2 separate regions of the Homo sapiens genome follow, and region 1 is linked to region 2. A link is a loop called in an ENCODE intact Hi-C map of the cell type or tissue named here. Cell type or tissue: chondrocyte. All regions are shown on one strand. Links, peaks and the distances in the headings refer to the core of each region. The heading gives the core; the rest is flanking DNA.

Evidence for each region. Peaks named below come from ENCODE experiments on the same cell type or tissue, not always from the same donor. Only the 100,000 strongest peaks of a DNase experiment are listed, where the experiment ranks them.
Region 1: a loop joins it to region 2, with 4 times the contacts of the local background. A loop is called at or near these places in 5 of 110 quality-filtered maps.

What each region holds. Positions count from the first base shown.
Region 1 is chr6:41,064,486-41,069,861 of GRCh38, reverse strand. It overlaps APOBEC2 (apolipoprotein B mRNA editing enzyme catalytic subunit 2), which reads right to left. Exons shown (of 3, transcript NM_006789.4): 3 at 4,971-5,376. OARD1 (O-acyl-ADP-ribose deacylase 1) reads left to right here. Exons shown (of 6, transcript NM_001329686.2): 5 at 909-1,021; 6 at 2,425-5,090. The coding sequence ends at 2,527. Among named protein-coding and RNA genes, the nearest start is that of OARD1, 5.2 kb to the left of the region's middle. In chondrocyte, for the core only: CTCF peaks have their summits at 2,622 and 2,833 (motif pointing right); no DNase peak of the experiment used is centred there.
Region 2 is chr6:39,358,812-39,364,187 of GRCh38, reverse strand. KIF6 (kinesin family member 6) reads left to right here. Exons shown (of 23, transcript NM_145027.6): 17 at 1,670-1,754; 18 at 3,658-3,793. The region is part of intron 2 of LOC107986594 (a long non-coding RNA gene); the gene reads right to left. Among named protein-coding and RNA genes, the nearest start is that of KCNK16, 39 kb to the right of the region's middle. In chondrocyte, for the core only: CTCF peaks have their summits at 1,569, 1,768 and 1,983 (motif pointing left); no DNase peak of the experiment used is centred there.

The DNA of each region.
Region 1 (5,376 bases), core at 96-5,095, 1.7 Mb before region 2:
CAGCTCTGTGGGAAAGTCGTGTATCATGTACCATAGGCCTGTTCTAAGACTTGCAAAAGTTAGGAATGCCTGCCATACTATATTTCCTAGGCAGAGTGAGATAAAAACAATAATGTCTCAAGAGACAGATTTCCCAAAGGAGCTTTTCTCTTATTCCATGTCAAATAGCACACTGATAGCAAGGGGGTGAATAAAAACAAAAAATAATAAGTGCAGTCCCAAATAATACTTAGCTCCTCTCCTAACTACTGCCTGAATGTGGGGTTCTTCAACAGTCCAGGATGGCATTTGGTCCCTGAAAGGGTGTGGCTTCCTTAGTGGTGGTGGTGGGTAGCTTACAGCTAACCCACTACAAGCCTGATCTGGATGACAAACTGAGTGGGGAGATGTCCTAGCCCCTTTGAATTCTGTCCTTAAAGCTTATGTGGCTTCCAGTGGTTTTACTTTGGGACCCTACCAGTTTTTTCTGTTGTTTTATGTAGAGAGACAAAAAGCAAGCAAGCACAGTTTCTAAATAAGTAGAGGCTTTTAGCAGGGAATTTTCAGGTGGTATGCTTTCTTCCCTGTTAGAGATATGCAGCTTATCTCTTGGAAGTGGCACAGAGACTTCACCTACCTTGCTTAAAAATATTGACAATAGGCATCATCTGCTAATCTCATGGGTTTCCTAGGAAAAGGAAAGATTGCTACGTGGCAGAGTCTGGGTTTCTCAGCCTCTATTTAGTGGATTTTCTTGAAGGTCTCCCATAACAGTGTGGAAAGGGCAATATGACATTTGTCATCCTTGCTCTAGACTAATTCTATAAAAATGTGCTTACTCTTTTAATTATTGGGATGTTGGGGGAATGTGATGACTTTTCTTTGGCTATCATTTTGGGATGATGAAAGTTTGAATCCTTTGTGTTCAGATTACAAAGAAAAGGGCTTCGCACAAGCCAACTTATGAAAACTTACAGAAGAGTTTAGAGGCAATGAAGTCTCATTGTCTGAAGAATGGAGTCACTGACCTCTCCATGCCCAGGCAAGGAAATCCATGGTCCTAAATGGAGATTTAATTGATTGGTGGGGTTTACTATCTTACCCAAAGACAAACAACTTAAAAGCTTAACCCAAAATATAGATTTAAAGGTGGACAAAAGTCAAAATTTTGTAAAACCACCAGTGAACCAGTTGTCTGGCTTTAGACTAAGGCACAGCCATTTTCTAGCTTGAGTTGAATGAATCAGGACAATTACCTTGAAATATACATCTGCCTCAGCCTGCTTAGCAGAGAGCGACCATTGTCATTCAGCTACATTTGTTGAATTCTCAGCACCCTCTGCTTGAAGCTTGGCCTTTATTCCTAAAGCAATGTAAGCTAAAGAATCAAGACTGAGCAATGGTGGTTTTCCTCTTGGACCACTTCCCATCTCCCAAACCTATTACTTTGCGTCAAGAAAGTTGTAAATTATCATTCCCTTTTATACTGCACACTTGTTTTGGTCAGTATGGGTAATAGCCAGAGGATCTGTCCCTGATGTAACTTCTTAGACTTTAGCTATTGGGAATTTAGGGAATGACATTGAGGGTTCAGTAGTCCCTTTGCTTTCTTTTCAGGAAATGGGCCTCACCTCTTTTCTTCCTGTCACCCTGGTAGTTTTGAGTCAATGCTGAGCATACATGCAGTTTTATCTTGCGCCCCACATTACTTTGCATATGGCCTCAAATGTCCCTTATTTTACACTGGTCTTTGATATATTTATGGTGTACATACATATCAGAAACTTTTTTTTTAATCACAATTCCTTATGGACTTAATTATCACATTATGACATGAAATTACCAATTTTAGGTCTCTTTTTTCCCTAGGCGTGTTGAGGATCACTAGAGTAACATCTTGGAAGGTGCCAAGTAGTAGAGTTTTATGGACTGAGTTTATTCTTACCAGGGTGTTGCAAAGACCTTACTCCTGGATTGCAACTATCTTACCATTTCCCAGCATTCCCTCTTGACTTTCTTTTTTGCAGATCCTGTACCTCATTCCTCTTCTCCTTACTTTCGTTAACATTCTGTTACCATAAGTGCATTTTTAAAATACCAACCTTTCACCATCCATCCACAGCCAATTTTAGTCAGTAGTCATAGAGGGATAATGAGTCTCTAATGTCATGACAGTTACACATTTCTAAATGTAGCATGAAATAGTTGGAAAGTAGTATCTTATTAGGCAAACAGAAGTGATAGTTTTTGGATGTTAGAGCTGTCTAGGAATGGTCTTCGGTGACTCACAACAAGAATTGACTTCCAAACTCCTACCATGGTTGCCCATAAGGGTGTCAGACTAGATTATTTGTTTTTATGCTTTGAGTGGATATAGCTTAAAAGAGAGGAGCAGTTTCCTAGATACTTTCGTTACCATCAATGGAGATATTTTGTCTTTTTCAGGATTGGATGTGGTCTTGATCGTCTGCAATGGGAAAATGTATCTGCGATGATCGAGGAGGTATTTGAGGCAACAGACATCAAAATTACTGTGTACACACTCTGAACCAGTGAACATTTTGGATGTTTCCGTGTTCTCCTGTGTCATCTCTACTGGGCCATAGGACCGGGCAAACCTACCTTAAAATAGGCAGAGGAAAGTTTCATGAGAAGTAGTGTGTTTAACAAGACAGACTTTGGTTGCTGTATTCAAGTATTTGGATTATGACTGTGGAGGAGGGCTTGCTTAAGATATGTGGTTGTGTTTTTTTGTGGAAAAGTAAGGAGTTAGGTGGCTTGATAATAGGCAGGGAAACCAGATTGTCGGGACTATGACCTTTTTCTCCAGTATGCTACCTGATTTGTTTGGCTGGCCACTAGGTGGCAGCATTGGTTCTACTTCTCTGCTTTTTAAGAGAAATTTCAGGAAGGATGATCATTCCAGTTAGTTTGGCATTTTTTGTCGTTTGTGCACATAACTTGGTGTTATCCTTATGTCATCAGATTCCTCCTAGGGGAGAGTTTTTGTTTTAATTACAAAATTAAATTCTACATTGTTACCAAGAAATTTGTGGTGATAAAAATGGAAAAATAAAAATTTGGGGAGTTAGTGAGGTTCTGTGCTTATGTCTATTTGTTCTGGACATGGGTAATGGAGGGTTCACCTGCAACTTAATTTCAAACAGTCAGACAAAGGGTCCAAGCGGGAGGAGAAGCAAAGTGAGAAATAAGAGATAAAAATAGACAAGTCAAAAGGCAGGTTTTTAGAATCTCCTCATGGTGAACTTTTTCTCTCTTTTGTCCACTGCATGGTTTCTGTGATTGAACCTGCCTGAATTTAATCATGAAAACAAGTGAAATAATGTATGTTAAATGCCTGGCAGAGTACTTAGCACAGACTAGTGACCCAATAAATCAGTGATTGTCAAAAATCCTTATGAGTCTTCTTTAAAAAAATAAAGGCCACTTCCTCTCAAAAAATTCTCATACCTGTCATCTCAGCACTTTGAGAGGCTGAGACTGGAGGATGACTTGAGCCCAGGAGTTTGAGACAAACCTGGTTAACATAGCGAGACCCTGTCTCTACAAAAAAAAAAGAAATTAAAAATTAGCTGGGCCTGGTGGTGCAGGCCTGTAGTTCCAGCTACTCTAGAGGTTGAGGCGGGAGGATGGCTTGAGCCTGGGAGGTTGAAGTTGCATTGAGCTGTGATTGTGCCACTGCACTCCAGTGTGGGCAACAGAGCAAGACCCTATCTCAATTAAAAAAAAAAATTTGGTGGTGGAGTGGGATGGCCACTTTTGTGTTTTTAACCTCCATAGAAGATTTGGATGTGCAGCCAGCTGGGGTCTAAATATTAGTCCTCTTTTCTTCCGAAGCTGCAAAGACCAGTCGTCTATTGTGGTCATGGTAGGAAAATAAAGTTCATGGATTTAGCCAATGGTTCAGTATCAGAGCTATTCGGGAAACTAGACATTTTCTTGTTTTCCCTTACAGTGGTGTTGAGAGTTAAAACAGCCAGACTTGCTATTGATTTTCTCCCTAGAGTGACTTTGGGTCTGTCACAGGACTTGCTGCTTTCCCAAGTATAAAAGAACAACTGTATTTTAGAAGGGGCTGGTTAAAACACCAGGAAAGTACTGGTTAAATATAATCTTTGTACTTTAGACTGTGTTCTTATCACATATCAGCCTGATAAGAGGCAACAGTTTCAAAAAAGTATTTCACTTTTGTATTTCTAGGTGGAACAGACAAGTTCTTCATGTTGTTGGGGTAGGGGCAGTGGAGGGTCAAGTTCATTATCAAACTTTTAGATTGAGGCTTTTCTTGAAGCATTGCTTTTGTCCACATAAAGTTGAAGGGAAAAAGGAAGGAGAGATTATCTAAATACACAAAATTGAAAGTGAGAGTGGGGGATAAGAAACTTAAAGAAACTTAAAATATTTTGCTTAACTCTGCAATTACAGATGCTCCTCAACTTAGGTCTATGTCTGGGTAACCCCATCTTAAGTTGAGTTCAGTTGAAGGGTGTACTGAATGTGTATGGCTTTTGCACCGTTGTAAAGTCCAAAAATTGCAAGACAAACCATTGTAAATTGAGTACCATCTGTAAACCTTAACACAAGTCAAAACATGGATTTTCTAGGCTTCCTTTACTTTTAAAGAGATTATGGTTATTATTATTATTTTTTTCTTGGCGTTTGAGCCTTGATTCTTTAGACAAAACCTAGTCTCATTCAGGATTGGCTGTAAGTGGAATTCTGGGACTTAGCAGGAATGTGATAAAGCACTTTGTCATTTGCCGATAGTAGTCTTGGGTCAAATTCCGACGACTTATCACACTTGAAGCCTGAGGAAAGGAGGCATGCCCTGGTAATCAGAGTGAACACATTATTCCTGGAAACCTAGTTAGAGTTTGGCAAACACCCGGAAATTCACCTGTGAATTTTTGCTTCCACATAGGACTCAAACAAACCTTTAAAAAAAAAAAAAGAGAGACTTGACATCATCCTGCCATTACCATCAAACACCATGTATTGAATACTTTTAAATGATTGTATATCTGAACATTAAACTACTACTTTTCACCCGCTCCTCTCTAATAAAGAAGCTAGTTGCTTATTAACTGGCATTTGGGATGTGGCTACCTTAGATTTCTCATGCTTTTTGTTCCACCTTCTGCCCTATTACTTGCCTTCAGAGAAGGGAAAGGCCCTCACTTGATTGTCGTAAGAAGTCTGTATGGGAGAGTTATTCTGCATTGTCTAGGCAAGTCTTGGTTTAACCATGGCTTGGTTCATAGCCTGGAGTGTCCCTGTGTCTGGACTAGCTCGCTTGTCTGTGGCAACTTCCAGATGTTCAAGTTTCTTAAAAATCTGGCCACGGGAAAAACACACCACTTCTTTTATTAATGTTGC
Region 2 (5,376 bases), core at 105-5,104:
CCTGGGAGGCAGAGGTTGCAGTCAGTGGAGATCGCGCTGCTGCACTCTAGCCTGGTGACAGTGCGAGACTCCATCTCAAAAAAAAAAAAAAGTTCCAGACACATGTGATATTTTGATGTTGTTGTTCAGATATTTAAGGGACCATCAGATTAAGAAGAAAGATATGCTACACTGCTCCAAAGAGCCAAAGTAGAGGTGAAAAGAAGTTAGCGGGAAATGTCTTGGCTCAAAAGTAGGAGGAAACAGAGCTGTCCGCCATGAAATGCACTACCCTGCAAAGTAGTGAGCTCCTCATCCCTGCAAGTATTTGAGCAGAAAGCAGATGACCCTCTGTCAGAAATGTTATACGAGGGATTTTTGAATCCAAGTTTCCTGAAGTTAGCCACATAACTTGGGCAGTTTACCCTCTTTGAACCTCAATATCCTTATCTGTAAAATGGGCATAATAACACTTACCACAAATAAATGCTATAAGGATTCAGTCTGAGCATGTCTGGAAGCACATGGACTGTAGCAGAGTCTTCCCTACATAGAGTAAAAAGCAGGGCTGTACGACTTCTAGGATGTTGTCTGTGGAGCTCAGAAAAGCAGGGCAACCACGAAGAGACTCCTAGAAGAATAAAAAGTCCCCACACTCTGGGCTAGGAGACAGCCAGCTTCAGATGAGCACACTAGCCAGAGCAGGCAACCAGGCACCAGTGGCAGTCATGTGGGGGAAGACAGAGGTCGGCATCAGCAGGGACGCAGACACACGCAGCAGCTGATCCCTGCTGACGTGCTCAGCCCTCCCCTGGGCCTCATGATGGTCCCATCGCCAAGGCTTGGGCTCATCCCTGGTTGTGAATTAACATGGCCTGCGTTCATCAGGCTTGAGAACCACTGCTGCAGAGGGAGTGAAAAACAGGAGACACGATTCTGAGGCTGGAAATTAAGCACCTCCACTTGTGCAGAGAAAGATGTCAGATGGTTTAGAGAGGTTTCCTTTTTTTGTGAAGGGCTTTTGTTTTTGTTTATCTGTTTGTTTTTGTTTGTTTGTTTGAGATGGAGTTTCTCTCTTGTTGCCCAAGCTGGAGTGCAATGGCATGATCTCGGCTCACTGCAACCTCCGCCTCCCATGTTCAAGCAATTCTCCTGCCTCAGCCTCCCGAGTAGCTGGGATTATAGGCGCCCGCCACCACGCCCAGCTAATTTTTGTATTTTTAGTAGAGACGGGGTTTGACCATGTTGGCCAGGCCAGTCTCGAACTCCTAACCTCAGGTGATCCTCCTGCCTCGGCTTCCCAAAGTGCTGGGATTACAAGCGTGAGCCACTGTGCCTGGCCCTGAAGGGCTCTTTATCAGAGGATGGGGAAATGCTATTTTGCGTCTTCCCTGGAAACTCAACAGGAAATGAATGAGCTCAATAGTAAAAGGATTAGTAGACACAGAGGAAGATTCCCTTCCAGTGACAGATGTTGGCAGTGGGAGGGACAGCAGAGGGACAATAACCCTGGAAGCTGCTCCTCTCAGGGCTTTCAGCTGAGCAGAGGTTGCCACCAAGAGGCCCCAGAAGGAACTCACAGAGGCTCCTTTCTTCTTGGGGTGCCCTTGAACTCTGTCATCTGCCCAAATATCACACTCTTCCTTTTACCCTTCTTTCTCACCATCCCATTGGCACCTTCCTTCTACAGGAATCTCGGAAAACATGGCCGTGCCTCTGATGCCAGACCAGCAGGAGGAGAAGCTGCGATCACAACTGGAGGAAGAAAAGAGAAGGTGCCCTTCCTTTTAGCCACACACAGTCCGAGCCCAGCCTCCCAGGGTCTCAGTGTCGTCCTGGAGCTTCCCAGGGCTGCAGCTACTCAGGGATGTGGGTCCAGCAGCTGGATCCTAGAACAGCAGGAGGAGGAGGGGCTGCCTTTGAGCAGGCAGGTGTGAAAGGCAGGACCCCAGGCAGTGTGAGGTTAGAATGCAGAACAAGCCAAGCCAGGCCCGGGAAGCAGCTGGGCTTGTCCACTGCTGCCACCTACGGGAGCCAAGAAATATGACCACGGTGGTTTTCCGCGTGCCTATGGCTGAAGTCCACTTCCCTCCGAGTCCTGAGAACGTCATACTCTCACGCAGCCGCAGGCATTTGGGGTCTCCAAACGACTTCACTTACAGAGTGAGGAGCCTCAAGCATAAACAGGCATGTAGCCATTCCTGATATACAGCATGGTCACCGAATCTTGCTCCACATGCTGATCAAGCTGCATCCACTCATTCATTGATGCATTTAGCACATGTGTGCTATCTCCTCCATGCCATGGGTAGGCTCTGGAGAGACTACAGTCATCTTCCCTGCCTCAAGGAGCTGGTGGTGTCACTGCAGCACACTCCCTGCCCCACCCCAACCCCCAGCTGACCTGGCATGCACCACCGCCCCTGCCCCCCGACGCACACCCAGGAGATCAAAGCCCCAGGCGCTGGTCTTCAGGTCGCTCCTGGCAGATGTGCAGGTGTCTTCCTACAGAAGTCTACCTGAGCACACACGCTGCTGTCGCTCTCCACTCCCTTGGGGCCCTCGCCAGTCGTCCACCTTCTCCCTCGCTCTGTTCATTTTCCTTAGTTTCTTTCCAACACCCCCCGCTTTTTTTTTTTTTTTTTTTTTTGAGATGGAGCCTCACTTTGTTTCCCAGGCTGCAGTGCAGTGGTGTGATCTTGGCTCACTGCAAACTCCATCTCCCGGGTTCAAGCAGTTCTCGTGCCTCAGCCTCTTGAGTAGCTGGGATTACAGCCACGCACCACAACACCCAGCTAATTGTGTATTTTTAGTAGAAACACGGTTTCACCATGTAGGCTCAGGTTGGTCTCAAACTCCTGACCTCAGGTGATCCACCCGCCTCAGCCTCCCAAAGTGCTGGGATTACAGGTGTGAACCACCACACCCAGCCTCCAACCCATTCTTCTTGTGTCTCTACTCCATCTTCATCTTGTCCCCTTGGCCCACATTTCCAATCTCAGTGTCACCTTAGAGGCCAACTTATCTCTTCGGCCTGGCTATTGGACTGTTTCCTATTGGACAATTTCTGATTCATTATAGCATTCTCAAAACCAATATATGTATGCGTTCATAAGCACAGTGTTACTTTTGGTCCTCAGCATGAAGGTGAGCCAGCGGAATGGTGAGGCAGTTAAGACTGTGGTTCTAGAACCAGACCACCTGGGTTCAAATCCTGGCTCCTCAGTTATCTCTGTCCCATAGAGCAAGTTATATAACCTCTTCATACCTGTCTCAGGTTCCGAATCTGTAAAATGGAGGTGATAATCATAGTATCTCCTTCATAGGGTTGTGAGGAGAATTAAATGAGTTTATATATGTTGAGTGCCTGCAGCAATGCTTATCCCTTAGTAAGTGCTCAGCAAATGGCAGTTCTCATTCTTGGGGGAGAGGCTATTCATCTCACACACAGATTCCCATGGGCCTACTGGACCAAAATGTCTCCGTCTGCTTCTCTGTGATGGACTCAAACCCTGGTGCCATAGCCTGGCCTCCGAAGCTCCTATAGGGTCCCAGTCCCTGAGCACCAGGGCAGCTCTGACGGGATTCTGAGGCACGGGCCCCATTCATTTACAGCCCTGCATCCATGCCGTGCTTTCAAGACAGCAGTGCCCTGACTCTTCCCCGATTCCACCGCAGGTATAAAACAATGTTCACTCGCCTGAAAGCCCTGAAGGTGGAGATCGAGCACTTGCAGCTGCTCATGGACAAAGCCAAGGTGAAGCTACAGAAAGAGTTTGAAGTCTGGTGGGCAGAGGAGGCCACCAACCTGCAGGTATGGCCTGGGGAACATCAGGGAAGCTGGGGAGGGGCCAGTCATGCAGCCCCACTGGGGCTGTCAAGAGACACAGTGGGGGCTTTGACCCACAGGCCCCCATGGTCTCAGCCCCTGCTCATGAAGCAGGTGCTCACTGTAGTAACAAGGATGACAAAAGGGCAGGGGTTCATTGTTTCCTTGCTGTCATGCCTAAAATTCTGCCTGATTAATGGAAAAATTAGGGATAAAAGATGCAGCTCCCAAAAATCAGTGGGTTTGCCACCAATGCTTTGTGTGATATTCTCCACTGATTTCCTACTGACATTTATTGTTTTTCTTATCATAGTCATATATATGTGAATATGAATTATAGAAATTTTACTAGGCAGAAAAACACAAAGAAGAAAGTAAAAATCACCATAATTCCTCTACTTAAATGTAATTGATATTAACATGTTTGATTATATTCTTTTACCTTGATTTCTATGCATATATATCCATATGTTTTTGTACAAATAGAATCAGGCTGGGCACGGTGGCTCATGCCTGTAATCCCAGCACTTCAGAAGGCTGATCACCTGAGCCCAGGAGTTCAAGACCAGCCTGGTTAACATGGCAAGACCCTGTCTCTACCAAAATGAACATAAAAATAATTAGCCAGGCTAATTATGTGGTAGTATGTGCCTATAGTCTCAGCTACCTGGGAGTCTGAGATGGGCAGAGTGCTTGAGCCTGGGAGGTCGAGGCTGCAGTGAGCAGTGATAGACCCACTGCACTCCAGCCTGGGTGACTGAGCAAGGCCCTGTCTCAAAATAATAATAATAATAATAATAAATCACATAGCTGTTCAAGTATCGCAAATGGCTTTTAAAAATTAATTGTATAGCATGGCTACTTTTTCATGTTATTATCCTACAGCGTTGTTTTAATGGCTGTTACTGTTCCATCATGTAAATATGTTTTAATCTCCTATCGCTGAATATTTAGGTTGTTTCTAGTTTTTTACTCAAAACATATTTGCAGATAATTTTTTGCATATTTCCTAGACAAATTCTTAGAAGTTTTCTGTTTGATGAAGGCTAAAATGACCTTTCCATAAGTGTTAGCACAAAATCCCAGTTTCAGTTTTCCTCATGTAACACCTCAGTTGTGGCACAGCGGAAGTGCTAAAATACGCACAATCAGATCCCTTTTCTGGCTGGCAGAATGCTTACTGATTATCTGACAGGCTGATCCCTTCATTTTAAGGACAAGAAAACTGAGAGCCAGAGAAGATGATTTGCCAAGGACATAGCCAAGCAATAACCAGTGTGATAGCAAGTGGCCACGCGGCAGGACAATGGAGAAGAATATTTGGATAAAATTAAATACACGAGATAACAAAGAAAACTAGTTAGAATGAAATACGGTTATCAAAATATTTTGAGTTATGGTATAGTAATACATGTACCACTTTTAAAACGCACTAATTAATAAGATCTAGGTGTAGGCCCAATATTTATCATAACTTCAAAGTCATGATGAAATGACACAATATTTCAAGATCTCTACACCAACTGTCAGGTGATATGAAAATATGCTTGATTTCCGTTGGTGACAAA